5 separate regions of the Mus musculus genome follow, and regions 2, 3, 4 and 5 are each linked to region 1. A link is a loop called in an ENCODE intact Hi-C map of the cell type or tissue named here. Cell type or tissue: left cerebral cortex. All regions are shown on one strand. Region 1 holds the start of Htr2a (5-hydroxytryptamine (serotonin) receptor 2A). Region 2 overlaps Sucla2 (succinate-Coenzyme A ligase, ADP-forming, beta subunit). Region 3 has its middle 7.9 kb from the start of Gm24540. Region 4 overlaps Htr2a (5-hydroxytryptamine (serotonin) receptor 2A). Region 5 has its middle 67 kb from the start of Gm24540.

Region 1 (5,000 bases):
TAAAAATATGACTGCCATGTACCCCTCCTGCCTGCTGTCCCCTAAGCTGTCTCCTTGTTCTCTCTTTTTTTAAGGAAAGGTTCCTAATTAACCTGTAGCAGAAAGAATGGGGGCGCGCGGGGGAGGGGGTTGTTTGGTCCGCCCTTCCTGGCTGTTGCCACCTTGCAGGTTATGACACAGTGACAGAGGGAGGTCTGAGGAAGGAGGCAACCAGGAGGGGCTTATTCTTTTGGAGCTCCGGGAGCCTCTTGATACAGACAGCGTTTCCTACTTTCCCTGCGGCTCTTTTGTGTGACTTTGAGAGGGGCTCCCTAGTGACTGATTCCTCTCTGTGCGCTCGCCTCAGCAAGCAGCCAGGCTCTGGGAGGGAAGACCCAACCAAGCTCAGCAGTAGCAGAAGCAGCCAGCACAGACTTCAACCGTGCTGGAACCGGCATGCGGTTTTTGAAGTCAGCAGAAACAGAAATCAAATTACTATCATCTTATGCTGCTAGAAGCTCAAAGAGAGGGGATTCCACACTGGCCTAGTCACCATGCGACAGGCAAGTCACAGGATAGCGGACCCTGGCGACAATGAATGTAAGTTCCTCGGCTGCTGTCCTTTACTGCTGTGGGATTTTCTTTCTGCTTAAAGTCACGCTTGGCTAGAATGCCGTCATTGCCGCGAGAATTTCTGATGTGGAAAGTTCTCTGCTGCGCTTCGGGATGCGTTTTCCTTTCGTTAACTGAGCCAGAGATACAAGCTGAAATTCCTGACCATCGCTGCGGCGATTCTGCCTGAGACTAAAAAGGGTTAACCCTTATGATGGCATTAACATTGCGTGGATTTTTAATTGACTTCCTTAATTAATATAGAGGGCACACAGCCCTCCCTCCTCGTTTTGGATCTCATGCTGTTTTAACTTTGTGATGGCTGAACTCTTGAAAGCAGCATATCCAACCCGAGAATTGGCTGAAAGATTCTCACCGGATACAAAACTTTTCTTCCTTAACCAGGAACACGTTTGTGTCTCCAAATGCTCCACACTGCTTTTTTTGCCTTTGCTTCCGTGAGAACTTACAGCTCCGCCGTGGACTCTCCCTAGCACTGTGAAGCGAGGCATAATCAAGAGCCATCACACTTCTGTAACTCTTACTATGGAAGAGGAGAAAGCAGCCAGAGGAGCCACACAGGTCTCCGCTTCAGCATGCCCTAGCTCCAGGACGTAAAGATGAATGGTGAGCCCCGGCTATGACTCGCTAGTCTCTCCACACTTCATCTGCTACAACTTCCGGCTTAGACATGGAAATTCTCTGTGAAGACAATATCTCCCTGAGCTCAATTCCAAACTCCTTAATGCAATTAGGTGACGACTCGAGGCTCTACCCTAATGACTTCAACTCCAGGGATGCTAACACTTCCGAAGCCTCGAACTGGACAATTGATGCTGAAAACAGAACCAACCTCTCCTGCGAAGGGTACCTCCCACCGACATGCCTCTCCATTCTTCATCTCCAGGAAAAAAACTGGTCTGCTTTATTGACAACTGTCGTGATTATTCTCACCATTGCGGGAAACATACTGGTCATCATGGCAGTGTCCCTAGAGAAAAAGCTGCAGAATGCCACCAACTATTTCCTGATGTCACTTGCCATAGCTGATATGCTGCTGGGTTTCCTTGTCATGCCCGTGTCCATGTTAACCATCCTGTATGGTGAGTGGTGTTAGCATGTCAGCTGTCCTCACCATAGTCCCAAAGAGCTTGTGCATGCTGTTAGTGGAGGGACTGGGGCTCCAGGAGAGAAATAGACAGGAAACTTTGTTTTAGTCTTAAAATTTTATTTTTCTTGAGAGAAAAAAAAAAGTCAGACAGCCTAGTACCTGGTCATTGGTGAGTTGTGTGTCTTAGAATGGATACATCTTTGTAGAGAAATTATTACCTGTATTCCAATACTCTGTGAGCATAATTTAGCTGTCATTCTGTGCCCATGCGATTTTTTTCCTGCTTTTATTTGCCAGCCTCGGGACAGAACAGTTTTCTGTTTCTCACCGGGTTCTCAGCACTTCTAATGGAGTGGTAAAACCTTCCCAATTACCTTGGAACATTTGCAGAGAGAGCATTAGTGCTGGAGGAGTGGGTTTAATGTTAAAATATTCAGAGTCTCCATTAGAATAAATGAATTACTCTGGTTTTAATTGCCCCCTCCCCCCCCCCAAGCCCAGAGAAGACAATATCTAAGAAAACCTTTGAGTTATTCTTTAAAAAATGCACACACATAAACTCCTGTCTGGTTTTGGAGGGTGGAAAACAAACTGAAAGCTCTCAGTCTTGCTTTCCTTGCTACGGTTTGACAGTGTCAAACTTCCCAGGAAGTCAGCAAACACTGGGATGGCTTTCATGGAGGGGCAGAATGTGAGACTCTTTCAAAGTGTGACTAATACAGCCGGATCCCTCCTAACAATGAGCAAATGAAAGAATATTCGCACTACTGGCACATGCCCTTGGCAGTCACCCGAACTACAGGCAGTTTTCCCTAAAATTCACCTTTACAGGGGAATTTTCTGGCCAAGTCCTAGAGGCTACAATATGAACATGTCCATCCAGCCCCGAAAAGCTTCAAGGAAGAAGGAAGCAAGCCAGGAGTAGCAAGCATCCATTTGCCCCGGCTTGACCATTCAAATGACACACCCAAATAATTCCATTAAATTTGCTTATCATTTCTCAGCCACGGGAGAGATGCTCTCACTTCCTAAAACCCTGGCCAGCCCTCAGAGGCAAACCCTACTATGGGGTGAGCAGGGTGACTCTGCAAGAACCCAAACCACAGCAGGAAGGCAGAGGGACCTGCTGGGCAGCAGGGGTAATCCTGGCCACGTAGGAAGTGCAGCAGGTCCCTGGACTCAGCTCGGGGTACAAGGCTGCCCCCTAGTGACGACTTCTGGGGATGCAGCCTAGAGTCTAGTTGACACTTAGCCAGGCTGGCCCTAGCACACAATTCACAAACCTGTCTTGCACAAATATTCTCTTCTTACCCTTTGGTAAGAAACTTTAAGGGGAGAAGTTTCTTTCCTGAGACTAAAGCTAGAAGATTTGGGATTAGATTTAGGTCCAGCATCCTTTCCTTTTCTGAATACCCCTGGAGGCAGCAAGGTAGAAATAAGACTTGTGCAAAAGGAGGGTCTGCTTAGCCTGAGCTCTAAACTATCCTAAAGAAAGTACTGATCTCTAATCTTCCTTCCTATTCGCAGGCAGATGTAATATTGTTGCTCCTTACATTAGCAGAACAAACCAACAGTCTATCCAAGTGTCTGGTCCTCTCCAAAACACTCAGAAAGGAGCAGGGCACTTCATTTATGTCACCAAGGCATCTCAGGCAGCAGAGAACCTGCCAAGCTTCCTGCCTTGGACTCTGGGGAGTTTTAAAATCCTTTGACATTGGGGCTTCATCTCTAGCCACCCTCCAGAGAGAATGATTTAAATGGGCCCAAAGCTATACTGTTTGATTGTGAGACATCGGAGGGGGGCGAGTGTCACCTTTGCCCTAAGCAGGGGTTGTTCCCTGAGTGCCAATACCAGCCTCAGCAGTATGATTTCTTAAGTTTTTTTTTTTTGTTTTGTTTTTTTTTTTTTTTGGAAAATGCACATTTCCCAGCCTGTTCCAGACTTACGGAAGCAGAATCGCCAGAGGTGGGTCTCCATTTTAAGGAGCCACCTGCGAAAACCAGCTGTCACCTGTAGTTTGAGCACTGCCCTGAGACAAAGCTCCAAGTCCAGATACCCTTGATATTCTTCACCATCCTCAATGTTTCTCACATGCCCCAAATTTAATAAGACACATTAAGGGACTGTGCACCATAAAAAAAGACATTCAAGAGATTTGAAGACGATTCGTCACACAGCCACTAATTGCCTGTCTATGTGAGACTGGACATGTCTAAGAGTGACTAAGATTAGACTAGCTATAGGGACCCTAACCCCAAAGAAAATTATGTGGATAAATAAAGGCTGTATGTGACCGGCAACATCAATTGAAGGGCTCAGAACATAACTTTGGACACATTGCTAAATAAAAGTGGCTTTGACCAGGTAGAGGGTGAGAGAGACTCCATTCCAGAGGAAAAAGCAAATTCCTCCTTCATTAATGCAATTCCACAGGTCAGAAACCTTCAACCCTGCACTCCCCTGCCCGTGCCATCACAGTGCACACTGGCTGTTGGTTTAAATATTGAAAGTCTCTTGTAGTTCCCTTGCCTGTCACCTCTACCTGTCCCCAAGTTGTAAGTCCTGGGGTATAGATTACACGCTGCAGAAAGCACGAAGCTAGCTATTCACTGATGCTAAACTTCTGCCCCACAGGGTACCGGTGGCCTTTGCCCAGCAAGCTCTGTGCCGTCTGGATTTACCTGGATGTGCTCTTCTCCACGGCGTCCATCATGCACCTCTGCGCCATCTCCCTGGACCGCTACGTGGCTATCCAGAACCCCATTCACCATAGCCGCTTCAACTCCAGAACCAAAGCCTTCCTGAAAATCATTGCGGTGTGGACCATATCCGTAGGTAAGCTGGACCACCTGGCAGGGTGGCATCTGAAACTAGAGTCTGTCCCTTCCCGGGAGACACGTTCCACATGGCTGTGGTGAAACCTGACTCTCTGAGTCTGTGGTTTCATGTGTTGCAAGGTATGTCTCCACTTCATGGTTATTGGAGTCGTTCTAGGAAAGGAGAAGCTGCAGATGCCAATGGCTGACGGCATCTGTCCATATTGTTTTGCACACGTAAGAAAAAGCACAGCAGCGGATCCTAAGGCAGGAATGCCTGTGTTCTTTCTCACATCCGAGCTCAACACTCTAAGCCTTGGGTCTCCCCGAAACCTATCGTTACTGGACTGTGATTGCTAAGGAATATGGGCACTTGACCCAGACAGCATTGGCCTTGAAGGAGGATCCAGAAAGGGGGCAGAAGCTGAGGACAGAGGGAAATGGCTTAAAGGGTTGGGCATTGCAGCTGCCTGGTACCTCT
Region 2 (5,000 bases), 1.1 Mb before region 1:
CCAGTTGTGCCAGCACCATTTGTTGAAAATGCTGTCTTTCTTCCACTGGATGGTTTTAGCTCCCTTGTCAAAGATCAAGTGACCATAGGTGTGTGGGTTCATTTCTGGGTCTTCAATTCTATTCCATTGGTCTACTTGTCTGTCACTATACCAGTACCATGCAGTTTTTATCACAATTGCTCTGTAGTAGAGCTTTAGGTCAGGGATGGTGATTCCACCAGAGGTTCTTTTATCCTTGAGAAGAGTTTTTGCTATGCTAGGTTTTTTGAAATTCCAGATGAATTTACAGATTGCTCTTTCTAATTTGTTGAAGAACTGAGTTGGAATTTTGATGGGGATTGCATTGAATCTGTAGATTGCTTTTGGAAAAATATTTTTTATTAGGTATTTTCCTCATTTACATTTCCAATGCTATCCCAAAAGTCCCCCATACCCTCCCCCCCACTCCCCTACCCACCCACTCCCACTTTTTGGCCCTGGTGTTCCCCTGTACTCGGGTATATAAAGTTTGCATGTCCAATGGGCCTCTCTTTCCAGTGATGGCCGACTAGGCCATCTTTTGATACATATGCAGCTAGAGTCAAGAGCTCTTGGGGTACTGGTTAGTTCATAATGTTGTTCCACCTATAGGGTTGCAGATCCCTTTAGCTCCTTGGATACTTTCTCTAGCTCCTCCATTGGGGGCCCTGTGATCCATCCAATAGCTGATTGTGAGCATCCACTTCTGTGTTTGCTAGGCCCCAGCATAGTCTCAGAAGAGACAGCTATATCAGGGTCCTTTCAGCAAAATCTTGGAAATCCATCAACGTAATCCATTATATAAACAAGCCCAAAGATGAATGACTTTTAAACACAGCATTTGGGAAATCTTTTATTTGCCTATCTTCCTGACTCTTGGTAAGTACTCTTCATAAGGTCACTCACTGCTCAACAGTGTGCGATAACAGCATTTGTTGTTATTGGAGGCATTATCAGTCCTATCAGTCAAGTCATAGGCTCATTCAAGTCCCAAGTCTTGCTTGAAGTAGTATTTGTGACTCAGCAGTCACATGACATAAGTTTACATTTGAATAGAGAGACTGGGGTGTGTGTGTGTTCATGCAGGCATGTGTGTGTGTATGCATGTATGTATGTATGTATGGGTGTTTTTGTCTCCATATGTCTCATGTGTGCCTAGTACCAGTGTAGGTCAGGAGAAGGCATTGAGTCACTCAGTATTGGAGTTATAGGTGGTTGTGAGTCACCATGTGGGTGCTGGGAACCGAGCCTGGTTCCACTGGAGGAACAATTAGAGATCTTAACCATCGAGCCATCTCTCCTTAAAACTTTCTGGGAAGCTTTAAGAAAACATTTTAACCTTAATATTTATTGTATTTTTAATCTCTCCCAAAGCACTAGTTTAAGAATTGCCAAAAATTTTCAGTATACTATTTCAGAAATGATCTAAAATAAGTGCTTAATCTTTTAAAGGGATAGACCTTTCATATGGTGAATAATGTTTTAGTTTTCAAATCTAGAAAAATCTATGTATGTGGAATGACTTAGTCTTAGACATTGTGGTAATGGGACTTCACTTAATAACACTTATTAAATAAAATACTGTCCTGGATGTGACTCCCTGCTTTCTGTGTAATAAAAGTGTTTTTCTTCTAGGATCAAAGGATGTTGTGATAAAGGCACAGGTTTTGGCTGGCGGCAGAGGAAAAGGAACATTTACAAGTGGCCTCAAAGGAGGAGTGAAGATTGTTTTCTCGTAAGTAATAGTTTCTTAAAGAAAAATTATTTAAATTATCAGATTGTTGAAAACACTGAGCGTTACCTGTGGTGTAGATTTTTTTCAATTGGAGAAGAGAAGAATTTGAATTTTTTTTCTTATTGTAGTCCAGAAGAAGCAAAAGCTGTTTCCTCACAGATGATTGGGCAAAAATTGATTACCAAGCAAACTGGAGAAAAGGGCAGAATATGCAATCAAGTTTTGGTCTGTGAGCGCAAATATCCCAGGAGAGAATACTACTTTGCAATAACAATGGAGAGGTCATTTCAAGTGAGTACTTGTAGACAGGACACATCAGGATTTACATCTGACTGTCAGTTTCAGAGGTTGAGCATTATATACATGAGGAATAAGACGTATTATCCATTACTCACAGAGAATTTGTCAGGTTTGAAAAATAATATGGTAGAATTTGACATGTAATATAGTTTCTAAAAAGCGATAGGGGAATTCCACTGTAATACGTTTCATGGGGTTTTCAAATGATTAATTCTTTAGACGTACCTTAAATCTCTGGAAATTGTATTTGGGTTAATGGACAGAGAAAATTAGTTCTTTGCATTGTAAAGTAGTCTTACCAAAGAAGAAAGAATAAACCAAAAAATAGCATCCTGTTCTTTTTCTGCTTCTAGGTTTATTTTACTTTACTGTTTTGTTTATGTTTCATGTTTGACTTGTTTATTGGTGTGGTGGAAGGTGATGATGAGTGTAAATGATGCAGCCATAAGGGAACGAGGGATTTCAAGGAGCTTTAGTCCTGCTTTGTTCCCATTATGGAACCAACATTTTAGCATTGAACATAGCATCCGCTTCAGTACATACCCGGTGTACTGAAGATACAGTGTATAGAGGGCTGCTTGGGATGTTACTAGCTTCTTGTTTGAAGCAAACTATTCATGTTTGAATTGGTATAGAAAATTATTATTGTGTGCTTTAGAGTAACAAAATTTAAAGATCATAAGATAGTTTTCTATATAACAGCTTTAAAAAACAGTATTCTTCTATATTGTGATACTTGCCCTCCCACAGTTAAAATCTTCAGTAATAAAAGTATCTTATGATTTTTTTTTTTTGGTTTTTCGAGACAGGGTTTCTCTGTATAGCCCTGGCTGTCCTGGAACTCACTTTGTAGACCAGGCTGGCCTCAAACTCAGAAATCCACCTGCCTCTGCCTCCTGAGTGCTGGGATTAAAGGCGTGCGCCACCATGCCCGGCTGTATCTTAAGATTTTTAATTCTTATTAAGGAGTATTTCTTGAGATATAACACTAGGTGGTAGCAAAGCCCCACTTGGTATGATTTTTAAAAGTATTCCTTTTTTCTGTATGGTATAATTGAGCTTTGTAAATGATTTCAGCAATTATCCCACAATAGTCTAAGCACAAAGATTGGCAGAAGTTGTGTTTCATGTATTGACTTGGTTTTTGTACACATTCTTTTCTCACTTGGTATACATCAGTACCTATCACCCTGTTAGTTATGTAAATGTCTGGACAAAGCAAGAGAGACTAGTTCTTTTTATTTTGTTAAGTTGATGAGTGTGTGTGTTCATGTGTGGGTGTGTGCACACACGCACAGGTGTACATGGGATACATGTGCCCATGGGCTATATGGAGACCAGCAAGCTCCCAGGACCCACCTGTCTCCACTTGCAACGGGTTACAGGGCTCCTTGTTGTGTCCAGACTTCTTTCTTTTTTTAAAAATGTGGTTTGCATCAGTGTAATAGTAACAAAAGGAGCCCTGGAAGCCTGGCACAGCCCAAGTGACCTCAAACTCGAGTGTCCTGCCTTCCTGCCTGCTCCCTCAGTGCTAAGGTTATATGCAGGCACAGCCACACCTAGCCATGGCGTTGCTCTGGGCTTTGGTAGGAACACGTGAGAATCCTTGAGCAGGCATGTCTGTGAACTCATGTGTCAGACTGACAGACATCACCTTACCTTCACTAGCACTTCGTGAGATGTGACATTTGCCTACTGCCGTTTGGTATTGACTTTGCCCTGAGAAAACAGAATTCATCAGATGGCCTTTGTTAAAGACTTTTTTTTTTTTTTTTAAGATTTATTTATTTTCTGTATGTGAGTACACTGTCGATGTCTTCAGACACACCAGAAGAGGGCATCAGATCCCATTACAGATAGTTGTGAGCCACCATGTGGTTGCTGGGAATTGAACTCAGGACCTCTGGAAGGGCAGTCAGTGCTCTTAACTTTAGCTGAGCCATCTCTCCAGCCCAATAGATCTTTATTTTATACTTTAAATTCAAACTTATTTTAAGACAAGGATTCTTGAGGGACAAAGAACTTAGGTTTATGAAAGTAAAAATAACATTATTAGTGTAAATATATACTCATTCATTCATTTAGTTTTTTGAGACGGTTTTTCCGTGTAGCCCTGACTGTCCTGGAATTCACTCTGTACGTCAGGCTGGTCTCTAGTTGAGATTCACCAGCCCCTGCTTCCTGAGTGCTGGGACAAAAGGCAGGCGCCACCACACCTGACTTGGGCACAGATCTGTGGGCTTCCTTCATCCTCTCTAGTTTGATAATTCCCCAGAACAATGTACAGACTATACTGAATGCTGTACCTAGTAATTACGCTTATTATCAGCCATGGGGCAAAGGTCACAAGCAGTCAGATAGAGACATACAGAGCAAGGCTGAGAGCTTCTTAGACATGAAGCTTTGTTTCCAGTAGTACCACATTAGTGATTTTTCTGTGTTGTGTTTTCATTGTCTTTGTGTCTCCTCTTCTCCCATCAAGCTGTCTGACAATATGCAGAACGCTGACAACCAGAAGGGGTCTCTCTCCAGGTTTCTGGAATCTAGAGGGTTTCTTACTTTTAAAAATTTTAAATTATGTTAAAATCAAATGACTCAAAGTTTACCATCTATGGATGCATGCACATATATCTAAAGTTTGCCATCTATGCATGCATATATATCTAAAGGTTATTGGACACTGATTTCTGGCACTGCCTTTTGTGAGTCAAGGTCTAGACTTGCCTTGAACTTGTTATGTAAAATGGGTTTTTTAGAATTTAGGGTGATCCTCCTGCCTTAGCGGTAAAATACTGGTATTATAAGCATGTGCCAACTCACACAGATTGATTGTAGAACTTTTTATTTTGCAAAATTGAAACTATATTTATTGAACACTTCACTTTTCTCTTAGCTAGGTGATGGCCGCCATTCTTTCTCAGAGTTTGGCTATTTAGATGCCTGTGTA
Region 3 (5,000 bases), 870 kb before region 1:
CAACTCTGGGAGTGAATTGTCTTTTACTACCTTGTCTCATTTCTCTGTCTCTGTCTCTATCTCTGTCTGTCTTTCTGTCTCTCTGTCTCTTTCTCTGTCTCTGTTTCTCTGTCTCTTTCTCTCTCTCTCTCTCTCCTTCATTTTTGCTGCAAGAGAAGGCCTCCTAAATCAATTTCCCATTCTTGTGCCTTTATATTGGGCAAGGATATTTAAATGACAGCTCTTGGGAGAGAACTATGTGTGGGTAAATTTTTTTGTCGCCCTCTGGAGTTTCTCATTTTCCTCCTTACAGTTCACAGAGTCCTCCCTGGAGAGTCCATTCTATAGGCTCTTAGTGCTGGAACTCTTCAGTGTCAGGAGGGTCTTGAGTAGCACTACATGTGGGGTCAAATTCAGCTGTTGTTCAGCCCATTATCACTGTCCCCTCTGCCACCAGCATTCTGTTCTGCTGGTCTCTCAAGGTCACTGGTTCAGCAAACAAAACATAGAACATGCAGTTGAGTCTGGGTTTCACAGAAACATGGAATAATAATTTTTTCACAGTCATAAAGCCTCCTCCATCTTACTGTTTATCTGGCAACCTCATCTTTACATTCTGTGTTTCCCTCAAATAGCACATGGAGGAATGATTGCTTACTTCTGCCTAGTGAGATAAGGAGAATCTAGACTATCTTGCAGTTGAACAAGCAGAATGCTTCTCTTGGATAACTCCTTGCTAAACTTGAACTCAAGAAAGGGAGGAAAAACTCGTTTGAATAGTTGGCCCAAGCTGGTTCATTTAATTCTCAGGTTTGGGTAATGGGCTGAGATGGAGGGGCAAGGAACTTGAAAGTGGACACTCTGCCACAGCTGTGTATTATATGATACTTTCTTAGACTCAGCCTGAGGGGGTAGGCTCTCAAAATAGGGAAGTATGGAAAGTTCCCTGTCTTACCCACAGGTGTATTAAGGTAGCTCCTGGCTGTGATGGAATTTCTTTATGTTAGCCCAACCATTGTTGGATTCAACAGAGCACAAGCTTGCCAACTGTGGGAGTTTCTCCATAGCAAAACCAAAAAGTTGCCGTATTTAGCTCCCAGCCTCTTTCCTTATTCAAATATTTTAAATATTTTCTGCCTTTTAAACACTATGGGTGTCCATTCAGAGATCTGATCTTTGAGTTAGTGAGAGACTGTTAGGCTCAGGGGTGCTTGCAGATCTCTGTTGTGTGCTTTCACGCTGCTTCCGAAGGCTCCTACATTTACTGCTGATGCTTTCTGGTGACCATGTTGCTGACCATCACTTCCAGTAGAACCCTGGCTTTCCCTTGCCGGCTGCTGATTGCTCAGACCTCAGTCCCTGACATGGAGCTCAACCTGAAGCCAAGGGAGCTACCTCACCAGAACTGGTGCTCTGTGGCAGGGAGTCAGCCTGCATCTCATTTCTGGTTATCAGGGGATGCTGAGGTGGAACCAGTGTCAAGCCCACATTCTGTTGGTTACAGGGTTGGTGTTTCAGTATCTTACTGGCAACTTCATCTTACCTTCAGACCCCCACTAGAGATTCACCTGTGGCTGCTATAGCAAATACATTACTTAAATGTAGAACCCTTTCCTCTTTGGTTAAAAATGTTTTATTTTATTCTAGACTAGTTGAAAGAAACACAGGTTATATTGCAAATGTTCCTGTTTCATTTTTATCCCAAATCTTGTTTAAAAAAATACCTTGAAGATATAAAATTCATTAAAATGCTTAAACCCTGTTTTTTTTTTTGTTAAAAATAATGTATTCCACCAGGCTTTTACTTGGAGAATGCTTAGAGGAGTTGCTTTGTTTGAAATCCAGCAGAAATGCTGGGTACTTTTCTGTAAAGAATTTCTTTTACTAGATTTTTTCATCATAGGTTTAAATTCTCTGCTCTTTGCTAGAATTTCAATTAAAATAAGCTTTACAAACTGGGCTTAAGGGATAAAATTAGGTATAAAAGAACTTCTTCAAGAGAAAAGTGTTTAGAATGTTGCAATGATAAACACATTTACAAAAGATTAAAACTGAATTATCCCTGTAATACATATAATTTTTAAACAATGATTTACAAATAGATATATTTAGAACTAAATTCAGACCTGTCTGTTTTGGGTAACTTCTGACTGACATCTGCCACTATGGTACCCTTATCAAAAGGTTACACCATTCTTTGGAGAAACATTTTTCAGCCCGTTTCTCTGTCCCCAGCTTTGACACTACCCATCCATACTATGAAGGATACCCCTGCTCTGCACAGAATCTGGTGATACCACCTTGGAATAAGAGCCTCCAACAGACTTCCACAACAGACTTCCATGATCACAAAAGCAGTTTCAAACCTGTGTTGTGCAGGGCTCTTGGATTCCGTGGAGGAGTTTACAGGCTGGTGAGATCCAGGGTAAATGTTCTGGATTAGACAGGACATACAATCCCCAGCTTCCATATAAGCAAGGACAACTGCGATCTTCTACTTCCAGAATTTGCCACTATTTTCCTCCTCAGTAATGTTTACAGGCATGAAAATTTCCATGAAAAGGATTACAAACACCAGCAGCAGCAGCAGCAGCCAGCAGCAGCAGCAGCAGCAACAGCAACAGGAACAACAGCAATAGGAACAACAGTAATCAGAAAACACAGCCCAGTTTAAATTGTTATTTATGCCGAAGGAAATTATAATTCTATTTCTCTTTTTCACTTCATCATCATCGTCATCATCATCATCATCATCAACAACAACAACAACAACAACAACAACAACAACAACAACAACAACAAGAAGTCCAAAATAATCCAAGCAAACTCTCATATGAAGTTCAGCATCTATCTGTCTTTAGGCAACCCCTGACATAGGAACACAAGATGCACTGATATTGTCATTACCTCCTGTAGCCACATGGGGTCACTGTGATCAACTGGCCATGTTGATTGATGCCACCAGTTTACTTCTGATTCAGGGCTGTGCAAGCCACCTTAGACTCTTAGAAAATCAACTCCTTGTACCTCTCTTCTGTTTCATCTTTCTATTTTCCTATTCTTGCACTGTGATGCATTGATTTTCTGGGGGTTAGGTCTTCTTTTGTCTCACAGCTAATGCTGATTCTTCTGCTGTCTTTCAAGGACCACAGCACCTTCCTAAAAGCCTAATGTTCCACTTGGGGCTGCACTCATGTGCAATCAAGACTTAGTTTCTGATAAGCCATGCAAGGAAAAAAGAAATAGAAGGTGCACAAATAGGAAATCAGGTAGATAAATTTGTTGCTTTTTGCTAATGTCATAGTAACATATATAGAAAACCCCGAAAACTCCACTAGACAACTCAGAATTTATAGGTACAGCCAAGTTATAGCATACAAATAACCCATAAAATCCAGTGGTTTGTGGCTATTGATGTGGGTCAATAGTAATACAAGGCTCTCTTAGTGTGTGTGAGGCCCAAGACTCAGGCCCCATGAATGAATATTCTGGAACTATGTCATCTACAACAACTACAGAAATAAAATATTTTGGAATAACTATGAGTTGAAAATATGAAATAGAAAGCTATGAAATATCAATGAAAGAAATTTAATATATAGCTAGAAAATGATTCAGTGTTCACAGAATGGAATTCATAGAGTCCAAGTGTCTATATTACCCATGTGATTTCTAACAGAATCTCAAAGTCCTTTTTTTAATTCAAAAATTATTTTATATATAGTATACTTTGATCATATTCTTTTCTCAGCCCCAACTCCTCCCAGATCATCCATTCCCAGTTCTCTACCTCCCAAACTTCATGTGCTGCCCACTTTCTCTTCCAAAAACAGACAAACAAACAAACGAACAAACAAACAAACAACAAAGGTTAAAAAAAAAGCCCAAACTTAAAAAATAGATGCTGTAGTGGCTTGAATCAGTTGGCTCCCAGAGACTCCTATGTTTGAATGCTTGGCCCACAGAGAGTGACAGTTTTAGGAGGTGTGTCCTTATTAGAATAGGTATGGGCTTGTTGGAGGAAGTGTGTCACTGTGAGGGTGGGCTTTGAGGTCCCATGTTCAAGCTGCACCCAGTACCAAGGAGAAGGAGTCTCTTCCTGATTAACTTCAGATCAAGATGTAGAACTCTTGGCTCTTCCAGCACCATGTCTGCCTGGATGCTGCTGTGCTTCCCGCCATGATAATATGGATTGAACCTCTGAAACTGTAACCCAGCCCCTATTAAATATCCTTTATAAGAGTTGCTTTGGTCCTGGTGTCTCTCCACAGCAACGGAAACCCAAAGACAAATTATATTCTGAAGTTAGCTTACTAACTAGTGTGATTCTATAAAGTTTTGTCATACAATCTTTGTTTTGGTTAATATTGTAACATCCAAAAGACACTTGGAGCAAATGGGTAATTGTGGTGTCCATTAGCTTTACCAAAGTGCCTGCTGCCCTTCAGGCTTTCTCAGTATGGAAAATACCTGTTACAGAGTTCATGCTGGCATCCTGGCTCTTCCCTGTCCCTACCCTAAAGTTCTCCAGCTCATGGACTTCTCTTCCCTCAGCTTCTCATTCCTATATAAACCCGCCATTTCAGCCATGTGCTCCCTTTGGCCCCCTCACTTTTGCGCTCTCTCTTTTTTGTCTTCTCTCTCCCCTCTCACTCCCCACCTGCCACCCCCAACACGTCACCATGGGCACTGTACTGGCCATATTTAGTCTACTGCTTTCTGGACTCTACCAGATGCTGGTATTCTCTCTCACATCTACAATAAAACCTCCTTCTTATCCATATCTTAGAGCTGCCATGTCTTTACTTATAAAGTGATGAAACCCCCATGGTATACAAATCTGGTGCTGAAACTGCCACTGCATACAAATAGGCCCACTATGCCCTCTCTACCCCACCCCATCCTCACCCCTCTTTAATCTGCTAACCCCCATTATTCCCTTCCATTTCTTTCATATCACATTTATTCTGTTATCTCTCCAATTATATTTTTAATTGGATTGTAAGATTGTAGGCTTTTAA
Region 4 (5,000 bases), 66 kb after region 1:
GAGTAAGTTGGTGACATATTGTTGTATATAAAAATAGCTATAAATACTGAAAATAATGAATAGCCTCTTTAAAAACAAAAATGAGTGTTTCAAATTCACCACAACATATATTTTGAAAAGAAAAATAGACAGTATTATGACATTTGTATTGCTAATACAATTCATTGAAATACTTGACGATATTTTTCATTCTTGCTTTTTTCATAGATGCCATTTTGAAATGTTCACAAGACCGCTGGCATTTGCTGCATTTGTCATTAATTCTCAGACGTGGAAGGGTCTTAAATGTTATTCAATAACTCGCTGCTTTCTCTTCTACTTCTTGGGCTTTACCTGAATTTGCAATGTGGTCTTATTTCGTATATTTTTCTTCTCTGTAAACTATCAAAGGGTAATTCTACTTTTCCAAGTACAGTTCTAGAACTCGCTTCAAAGAAACAGCATCCCGGAGGTATTTGGTAACTCACTAGGGAAATGACTGTGTTGCGCATGCGCCCTTTGAGCAGTGACCAGTACAAAGAGTTGACTGTCACAGCTGAACATTAAACTCAGGTTTCTCGCTGTTAGCAGTAGCTTCTTAGGTTATTTCTGTAAAACTCAAGTGACTTTCATATTGACAGTTATCAGGTAAAACTGGTGTTTTCAAAGAGCTGGCAACGTAGCCCAGTTGATAAAAGAGTGCTTGCCTAACATGCAGGAAATCCTAGTGTGGATGCCCAACACTACATAACATAACATAACATAACATAACAGGCACCACGGTGCATGGCTGTAATCCTAGCACTTAGGAAGTGCAGGCGAGAGGATCAGGAATTCAGTCACCCTCAGCTATTTATCTAGTATGAGGCCAATGTGGACTGCATGAGAGACTCTGTCTCCAAACTAAATAAATATAGGGTTTTTTAATGATACTTTTAGATTAATGTATTTATATTATTTATAAAAATGGGTTAGCTTGGTTCCACAGTGATCTGTTGACTGTATCTTATGAGTGGAGCAGTTTCTTAGTTAATAAGGATATTTAAAAAAAGATATATAAGATTTTTGCATTAAAAATGACAACTTAATTGGTTGTTATCAAAAAAAAGTATATAGATTCATTTTCAGAATCAACCAGTTCAATTTTTTCCTTACCTGATTCAGAAAAGAGTTTGTATCAACTCTTGAGAATTTTTTTTAATAATTCTCATTGGTTATAGATATTTGCCAAGGAAACAAGGAAATGGGAAAATATCAATTGAATCAAAGATTGCATGTAATGCATAAAAATAAACACCACAAATTGGGTCCAATTTATAAATACAAGGTTAAAAGCAATATTTTTGTTGCTTCCCTCTAAAACTACATTCATTTTGCTCTGACAGACACTAGCTTCCAGTCAAAAGGCAAGTATCAGCTACCATAACGTTCAGTAGAAATGGCTACTACAGACTAAGGCCAGTTATAGTGAATCCACCATGACACTGTGACACACCGGTGAATTGCACATTACTGTTGAGACAGAGTAAAAGGCTGAAACATCCTTATTGGCTACAAAGGTGTTTTGTTGCAAGCCTTTGGGAAATGTTACAGGTTTAGGAACTAAAGCATGTAGAAAACTTCATCGTGTAAGTTGGAAATTAAGGTTTTCCTAAGTATGTCTTTACAGACACTTTGAATGAAGGTCATGGCTTCAGGTCTAAAATTTATAACATGTCACCAGTCCCAAGGTTATACTTGAAAGAAGTTAGTCCTTAGTGATTAGACTATACTGACTAATAAAAAATAGAAGTGTTAAGAAGCCTGTTCTAATGTGTTTTGCCTTAGTTTGAAACTCTGCACATGCCAATACGTATGAAGGAACGGGTGCAGATTCTAATTCCATGAACTTACTCTTCATCAGAATGAACAGAAACCCCGCTGAAAGGTGTCTTTTGACTACACATATATTACCAGTGTGTATGTGGCTTTTCCCTCTCTGTAACTATCTCTTAAAGGGTATATAAGAAAACGTGTACCTGTATATATATGTACAGACATGTTCCATGCACTTTATTCAACATTTATATATTTATATGAAGAAGAGCAAGTGGTGAAAACATACACATGTGCATGTTTGAATCATGTTGATCTAAATGTGAATTAATGTTCTAATATTCCCATGACCTTCCATGACGGCCAAAGGAGGTTACTGTGTAACAGAGGTACACTTTAAATAAACTGGAAGATGCTTTAATATAAGGAAAGATTTTAACACCATTCTATCAGGGTGTTGAAAACAAATGTCTATATTCAGTTTATTAATCTGAAGTTGAATGATAACTTTAGGCCTCTCTTTAGTCTGGTACTTCTAGACATCTATGGCTTCTTAGATATACTCCTCTCCCCAGGAGGGGAGAAAAAAATAACCATTGAATGATTTATGGATCCATGATGAAAGGATTCACTTCTAGTCAATATTATTAAAAGAGTAACAAACTTCACTCTTCTTTAAGTTGATTGATAGAGTCTACTAGACTTAAGGGATTCAACGCCATATTTAAGAAAAACTCAGTTAAAGCTTACATAATCTATTGGACCACAGCGCCATCTCATGGTCAGTTTTGAAAAATGCTACTGTAGTCCAAACTGCTACCGGGCTGCTTTTAGCAAAAGGGTTCTTCTCCCATTTTGTGCACTGATGAAACATATTTATAAAAGTGTTAAGTTATTCTGTGCCATAATGTAACAAATACAGTGAAGATTTATTTTATGTACTGGTTTTAATCTATTCTAAAATATTTCAAGAATGAATGATTAATTGCAAATAAAGTCCACTTAAAAAAAAAAAAAGTTGACTCCAGAGTTGTGTTTGCTAGAAGGAATTGTCCCAGACCTCCCAGGTCTTCAAGTTGGGGATAGTTGGAAAGCAACAACCTGTGCTTCTGGCTTCAACTATCTCACAATGCTAGAATCCCCTGCATCAGCTTAACGGTCATGAGTCAGCTTCCAGTCACATAGGTTCTCTGTGTCCTACTGATACAACCCAGAAATATAGAGACACACACATATAGGTGTGCATATGCATTACCATACATGCACAAACACACACACACACACACACACACACACACACACACAAACACCAGCACAGGAACCATAGTTAAACAGGGATATGTAACATCATTAAACAGGCCAGAAAGTCACATGACTCATCATTGCACCTTTAAGTGTAGGAACAAAGCAGGGCTTTATGCCTGTAACCCCAGCATCAGAAGGTGGGGGGAAGGATGCCTACAGATTACAAGGCTTTATATGACACCTTGTTTCCAAAAAAAAAATTTAATGAAAAAAAAGTGTAGAAATAATTACAAAGAGGGAGAGTAGTTTTTTTTTTCCAGGTTGTTATGTGTTGAGCACCTACCTACTGTAGAGTCCATGTGTTCAGCTGTTTTGTTTATTTTACATACATGGACTCCTTCACATCTAGCCTAAAGGTAGGAATAGTCTATTTTGAAAATGAGAAAACTGAGATTCAGTTAGTGATGTGTCAAAAGCCACACCACTAATAAGAAATATAGCACTTCAAGCCGGGGCCATCTGATTCCAACCCCTAAGTGCTTCATCCAAGTGGGAGAAGAAGGACATTTCAGAACCCAAACTCTCCTGTTTCCACATTTGCTTCTTGTTATACACTGGCTATAAGCTTAAGTCGTCCTAAACACCCTGTACCTCATTGGAATGTCTCTAGGATGCACAGGTTTGGGTCACGCCCTGCCTAATTGACAGAGATGGCTACCGCAGATCATAGCCGTCCCTGACAGCCTGCAACACACTGGAAGTGTAAAAACTGGGTTTGCTTGCTTTAGTTTTGGTTTTTGTTTTTATTATTAAGATACTAAGAATTGGATCTAGGATCTTACAGTGCTAGGTAAGCATCCTGCCACTGGGCTGTAGCCCCAGTCGTCGTCGTCTTCTTCTTCTTCTTCTTCTTCTTCTTCTTTTTCTTCTTCTTCTTCTTCTTCTTCTTCTTCTTCTTCTTCTTCTTCTTCTTCTTCTTCTTCTTCTTCTTCTTCTTCTTCTTCTTCTTCTCCTTCTTCTTCTTCTTCTTCTTCTTCTTCTTCTTCTTCTTCTTCTCATCCTCCACCTTCTCCTTCTTCTTTTTACTTTTTCCAATTTTTTATTAGGTATTTTCTTCATTTATATTGCAAATGCTATCCCAAAAGTCCCTTATACCCTCCCCCCCTCCCGCCCGCCCTGCTAAACTCCTCTTGCCTTCAAGCCCTTTCCCATATTCATGTATGTCTTTCCTTCTGTTTTATGGCTCACTGGTTCTAACCAGGACCATTTATGTGAGCGTGGGTTTTAAGCTGTTAACTGGAGCTTGGTGGATTCATCCATGGGCACAGCTCTGAAGACAAGGACTGACTCTTGTCCAGAAGCTACAGGTAGCCGATATTTCAGCAGGGGGATGGGCTCTGGGGGCTCCTTCCTAACCTACAATGGACTAGTGTCAGATCTAGAGATGTGCAAGTCCAACGGAGGCAGCCTCAGATGCTGTGGGATCCTGATTGCAATGGCTGTCATGCCCAGGAAGTAGCATTTCAAAGACTTTTGCTTCATCTCCTGGCTCTTACATTTTATTTCTTCTCCTTTTACTCAGTGTTCCCCCAAGTCTTACCAGGGGTGATTAAAATAAAAAAAAATGTTGTGTTTAAGGCTCAGCACTCAGCTATCACTTAGTGTCAGCAGGGAGAGCAGCTTGGTTCTCTGCATTCAATTCTCTCTGCATTCAATTCTGCTCACTGGAAAGAAAGGTTTCTCTGATTAAGGCTAAGATTAGTATTTGTCTATGGGTATAATTTACTATAGAAGTAAATATTAGAAGGCAGCTATACAATAGGAAGTTTCCACCTAGGGCCTAAGACCTGCTGGCATTGTTTTTTACTGGGATAACTGTGCCAGGCATGAATCCCCTCCTGTGGAGTGGACCTCAAGTCTAATCAGAGACTAGCTGGCTACCCTGTTAACACAAAAACATC
Region 5 (5,000 bases), 940 kb before region 1:
GCTAGAGAAAAAAAGCTTTTACAGGTATAATCTGTTCTCTCCTTACCTAAACTCTGTTTCCATTAATTAAATGCTTCTTATTTCCTCTTCTTGCTATGCCACTGTTCTAATATTATCTGAGTTCCTATAAATTTGCCTAACTCTAATAAACATTTCACTATATGATCCAACTTTTTAATCTTGTTCTTTCTGTTCCACAAAAGGCTCATCTTAAAGCCTATTCATGTGGTTAACTCATGTTGTTATCTCTTTTATAAACTTATAAGCTATAGGAAACCCACTCAGTTTCCTCTCATGGACCAAATAGCCTCCATCCAGATAAGTACATCTGCCCAAAGTTCCCACTTACTACCTATTTCAAAGGGTGGGATTCCTCTGGGTTTCAATTGTACATCCTAAAAATTTTTTTCTTTCTCCCAAATGTACTTAATCTTATTCTTTACCTATAATAATGTGTTCCAATATCTTGTCAAATCCAGGCACTTACTACATCCAGGACAGCTCCAGAGAAGCAACCTCCAGATGCTCCAATCTCCTCTCTCAGACACATGCTTCTTACTGGACCTGTTCTTCTGACCTATCCTCAGATGGCTCCACAGGCCCTGGACAGCAAGGAGCCAACTCTCCTAAGACTGGACAAACAACCCCCATATCCATTCCTCTAGGTTCCCCAGAGACACGTCACCCCAGTGTCAGCATGAAGTGGTCAGATATCACTGACAACCCAATTCCTGCTTCACCATCACCTCTTTCTAATCTTTTTTTCCTTTTTTCTCTTCTCTTCTCTTCTCTTCTCTTCTCTTCTCTTCTCTTCTCTTCTCTTCTCTTCTCTTCTCTTCTCTTCTCTTCTCTTCTCTTCTCTTCTCTTCTCTTCTCTTCTCGTCTCCTTCTCTTCTCTTCTTCCTTCTTCTTCTTCTTCTTCTTCTTCTTCTTCTTCTTCTTCTTCTTCTTCTTCTTCTTCTTCTTCTTCTTCTTCTTCTTCTTCTTCTTCTTCTTCTTCTTCTTCTTCTTCTTCTTCTTTCTTCTTCTTCTTCTTTAACTAAACCAAGACTGGGAGATGTTGGTATTCTGTCTAAACTCCACCCACATAGTTCCTGGCAGCAGCCAGGTATGCTCCTCCCCATAGTTACCTGGAAATAGACAGGTAGGCTTGGCCCACTATAAAAGGGGCAGCTTGCCCCCCCTCTTACTCTCTTGTCTCCCTTACTCTTGCTTCCTGCTTGTCCCCTTTCTCCCCATTCTCTTCCCTCCTCTCTCTGCGTGGTCATGGCTGGCCTCTATGTCTCCACTCTCTCCTTCTCTTTGCCTTTCTCTGCCTCTACTACTCTCTTAACTCCTCTCCCCATGCCCTAAATAAACTCTATTCTATATTATACTGGTGTGTGTCTTGTCTCTCAGGGGGAAGGGACGCCTTGGCATGGGCCCACTGAAGCACCCCTTTTCCACACACCCTGCCAGAACATATTCTTATAGCTCTTTCTCTTTTTATGACCACAACATTTTCCTTCCTTCCTTCCTTCCTTCCTTCCTTCCTTCCTTCCTTCCTTCCTTCCTTCCTTCTTTCCTTTCTTTCTTGGCTCTTTTTTTTTGTTTGTTTGCTTGCTTGTTTTTATGCTATTACAATTTGTTTGTTTTTATTTTATTGTTATTTTTTTCTAATGAGAGACAGGAAAAAATTAGGGTGGATTTGGGGAGGGATAGAGATCTGTGGGGATCTGGGGGATGGAAAACCATAATCAGAATACATTGTATGAAAAAGGTCTGTTTTAAAGAAAAATTAGCAACAGAAAAAAAAAACAATAAAAAGGAAAACAACATCAAGAACTTAACTCTAGGTTTTTAATCTCAATTTTCCCAGAAAGCAGAACCTGGCCAAACACTACATACATCATCTTATGTTATCAAAGTATAGCATCCTGGTGAACGCATGAAGGGCACAGGAAGTGTGGCTGGGGATGACAGAAAGCTGTTTGAAGTTCCAAGTACTGTCACCACTTGATTTCAATAGATGCATCATTTCAAGAGGTCAAATAAATGTTTTCTTGGGGCTGGCCATTGGGGAATATGGTGAAGAATGTATCTGTGTCTCTGTTTCTCTTGCTCTAAGTTTTGGCTAGGGGACAACTATCCCCCTGGTACTTATGAATGCCAGACAGTAGAGGGTGCATGTGAGCTGTGCTAACAAACTGACACTCTCCTTCTCTCTGGTTGACAATTTGTTTATGAATCTTTGTGAATCTGTCTTAGAAGTTGGAGATGGGAGAGTTCATTGTCACATGTCTCTTTCCGAGTTAACAATCTTTCTGTGCTTTTAAGTTAGCAGATATTAATTGCATGTGGCTTTGTCATGCTGGGACATGATGTATTTTTGATCATTCTTTCCTCTCTTTTCCCCTGTTCATTTCTGCTAATCTCCTCTTTCTTTTCAAGTATTCCTTCTCCTCCTTTTATGTCTTCAGTGTGTGTGTGTGTGTGTGTGTGTGTGTGTGTGTGTGTGTGTATGTGTGTGTGTGTACACGTACACATGTTTGTGTAAACTAGAGTAAGCCAAATAATGCTGGTCTAAAAAACAGAATGTAGTGATAAATGATTCCTACTGACATTCTGCTATACTTATATTAGTGCTTTGCTCAGCTATCATCAGAGAAGCTGCTTCTTGCAGCAGATGGGAACAAATACAGAGACTCACAGTCAGATGTTATGTAGACATTGAGAGATTTCGGAACACTCCGCCTTATCAAATCCCTCTCCTCAGGGCTCTGGGAGCCCCCCCCCCCCCAGAAGAGGAGGTAGAAAGTGTGTAAGAGCCAGAGGAGATGGAGGACACCAAGAAAACAAGACCCTTTAAATCAATAAGATGGATATGCATATGAACTCACAGAGACTGTGGAGGCACAGGGCCTGCACAGATATGCACAGGATGGGGTCCTAGAGCTGAGATCAGAAGTGGACACAGGACCCCTTCTGTAAACCAGAAGCTATCTCCAACTGGTAACCACTTGCAAATGAAAAGTTGGTTTCCTCGGTGGGAGTCATTGGTTAACAAACTGCTCTTAAGGGTAGGCTGCATGCCTAGAAGTAGATGGTAAATAGAGATGACCTCAGAAGCATGTTTGGGGTCCCTTGGCTCATAATGTCATGTCAGGGCTTTTCCTTTTCTCTTTTTTATTCCTTTTTGAATTTATCTTATTTTAAAATTTTTATTACACACACACACACACACACACACACACACACCCTTCCCTCTTTTTAACCCTACCTGTGCATTATATTATGGCTTCCAATATAGTGTTTTCATGGGATTCTTGAGTGTGCAAAGGAGTAGGGTTCTGTTTCTTGTGCCTTCTCTTGCACTCTTTCCTTCTGCTTGTTCCTTTTGCCCAGTTTTTCTGTGATTTTTGTTTTATCACATGGTATTATCATATTCTATTATATCATTATCCCCTAGAAGCCTGTTTGTTTCCTAATGAGAGGCAGAAAAAGTGAGGATTCAGATGGGAGGGGAGGTGGTGAGGAAATGGGAGAAGTGGGAGGGGGATCATATGATGTGAGAAAAAATATTTTCAATAAGAGGAAAAATATAGACATCTCTTGGAGAAGAGAACATTATTCTCCTTAACTCTCATTTCAATTACTAATATTGACTTTTGTTCTGGGTAGTTTTATGCCAACTTGACTCAAGCTAGAGTCATCTGAGAGGAGGGAGGAAGCCTCAGTTGAGAAAATGCCACCTTAAGTTCAGGCTGTGGGTCAGCCTGAAGAGCATTTTGTTAACTAGTGATTGATGGGGGAGGGCTGAGTATTCAATGCTCAGTGAGTTATTTTGTAGGAACTTGGAAAATAAGAATGTTGAGGCCAGTTCAGAAGATGGAAGCCTGCATTGTGAAGTTTCAGAGGAAATTTTAAGGCCTAGTATGGCCATTTGTTATATGAATTAAGAGTATGTGGTTCTGGTCAGCAGGGCTGAAGAATCAGCTGTGATTAAGAGGATACCAGAACTACTAAAGTGAAACCTTTGCTATGGTGGGATACTCTCTGGAGCTGAGAAGTTAGCTGTGATTAAGAAGAGACCAGCATCGTTGAGTTGGAATCTTTTAGGAAGTGTTTCCTGAGAGTCAACACAATGAAGCTGTGTTCCAGAGGTGGCCAAGGTTGTACCTCTCGCGGGTAGCTGAACTTAGTATTGTGTAAGAGTCAGTTCAGGAGATGAAGGCCTGCAGCTGAAGCTTGGCTCTGTGAGAGGCCAGGAGAAGCCATTGGTGAAGGCAAAGCCTCAGTGGCAGTTACAGGCCCTGGTTTGAAGGAGTCAGTGAAGGGAGATTGAGGCTTGGCACCACGAAGAGAGCCTATGTGAGGCAACTGGTGAAAGTGCCTCCCAGTTGCAGCAGAAGACCCTAGCAGTTTGGAGATGCCCGTACCATAGACTGACAACCAAGAACACCAGCAGCAGTGGAGTGGAGCCAGCCAGAGCCTAGAAGACAAGCTTTGTGTCTTGCAGACACTGAGCCAGAGGAGAGACTCAAGTCCATTGGAGGAACCCAGAAGGTTGTAAGTCGATCCCAGACATTGAACATTGTGTTGTTTATTTAGATGCAGTTTGGTTTTACTTTGCTCAGATTGTGGCTGTGCCCTGGTTCTTCTTCCCTCTTGATGTAAGAAATTACTTAATTTAGTTTTAATTTTACAGAACTCCATAGTTAAGAGACTTACTTTAAACTTTAAAAAAAAAGAGATAGATTTTTGAGTTCTACAGAGAATTTGGATGTTGAGAGAAAATGGATATTTTTAAAGTGTCTGAATTTGCAAGACTCTGGGGCTTTTTAAGGTTGTAAGATGTTTTATATTATGGTGTCTTTGTTAATGTGTAATTCTGAAATTGTACAAGAAAGGAAAAGTTGTGGCTTAACTTTGTTAAGTTGAGTTTGTATATCAAATTGAAAAAGAGTTAGCTGTCCTGGCTGGTTTTATGTCAACTTGACATAAGCTAGAGTAATGGGAGA

The links. Hi-C counts contacts between places; a loop is a spot of excess contacts. Peaks named below come from ENCODE experiments on the same cell type or tissue, not always from the same donor. Only the 100,000 strongest peaks of a DNase experiment are listed, where the experiment ranks them.
Region 2: it touches region 1 in a loop (7-fold over the local background); 4 of 42 quality-filtered maps call a loop at or near these places.
Region 3: it touches region 1 in a loop (6-fold over the local background); 13 of 42 quality-filtered maps call a loop at or near these places.
Region 4: a loop joins it to region 1, with 4 times the contacts of the local background. A loop is called at or near these places in 9 of 42 quality-filtered maps.
Region 5: a loop joins it to region 1, with 5 times the contacts of the local background. A loop is called at or near these places in 6 of 42 quality-filtered maps.

Annotation. Positions count from the first base shown.
Region 1 is chr14:74,640,651-74,645,650 of GRCm38, forward strand. Htr2a (5-hydroxytryptamine (serotonin) receptor 2A) reads left to right here and starts at 224. Exons shown (of 3, transcript NM_172812.3): 1 at 224-1,694; 2 at 4,338-4,538. The coding sequence starts at 1,283. It overlaps Gm41210 (a long non-coding RNA gene), which reads right to left and starts at 196. Exons shown (of 3, transcript XR_874820.3): 1 at 1-196. In left cerebral cortex, CTCF peaks have their summits at 574 and 2,911 (motif pointing left); DNase peaks (open chromatin) are centred at 393, 582, 1,307, 1,616 and 1 more place; H3K4me3 peaks cover 4,021 bases; H3K27ac peaks cover 3,334 bases.
Region 2 is chr14:73,566,981-73,571,980 of GRCm38, forward strand. It overlaps Sucla2 (succinate-Coenzyme A ligase, ADP-forming, beta subunit), which reads left to right. Exons shown (of 11, transcript NM_011506.4): 3 at 1,654-1,753; 4 at 1,882-2,044. Among named protein-coding and RNA genes, the nearest start is that of Sucla2, 17 kb to the left of the region's middle. In left cerebral cortex, a CTCF peak has its summit at 3,044 (motif pointing right); DNase peaks (open chromatin) are centred at 1,225 and 3,183.
Region 3 is chr14:73,773,368-73,778,367 of GRCm38, forward strand. No RefSeq gene overlaps it. Among named protein-coding and RNA genes, the nearest start is that of Gm24540, 7.9 kb to the left of the region's middle. In left cerebral cortex, a CTCF peak has its summit at 2,908 (motif pointing right); a DNase peak (open chromatin) is centred at 2,915.
Region 4 is chr14:74,706,684-74,711,683 of GRCm38, forward strand. Htr2a (5-hydroxytryptamine (serotonin) receptor 2A) reads left to right here. Exons shown (of 3, transcript NM_172812.3): 3 at 1-176. Among named protein-coding and RNA genes, the nearest start is that of Esd, 23 kb to the right of the region's middle. In left cerebral cortex, a CTCF peak has its summit at 2,579 (motif pointing left); a DNase peak (open chromatin) is centred at 2,572.
Region 5 is chr14:73,698,288-73,703,287 of GRCm38, forward strand. No RefSeq gene overlaps it. Among named protein-coding and RNA genes, the nearest start is that of Gm24540, 67 kb to the right of the region's middle. In left cerebral cortex, a CTCF peak has its summit at 2,165; a DNase peak (open chromatin) is centred at 2,172.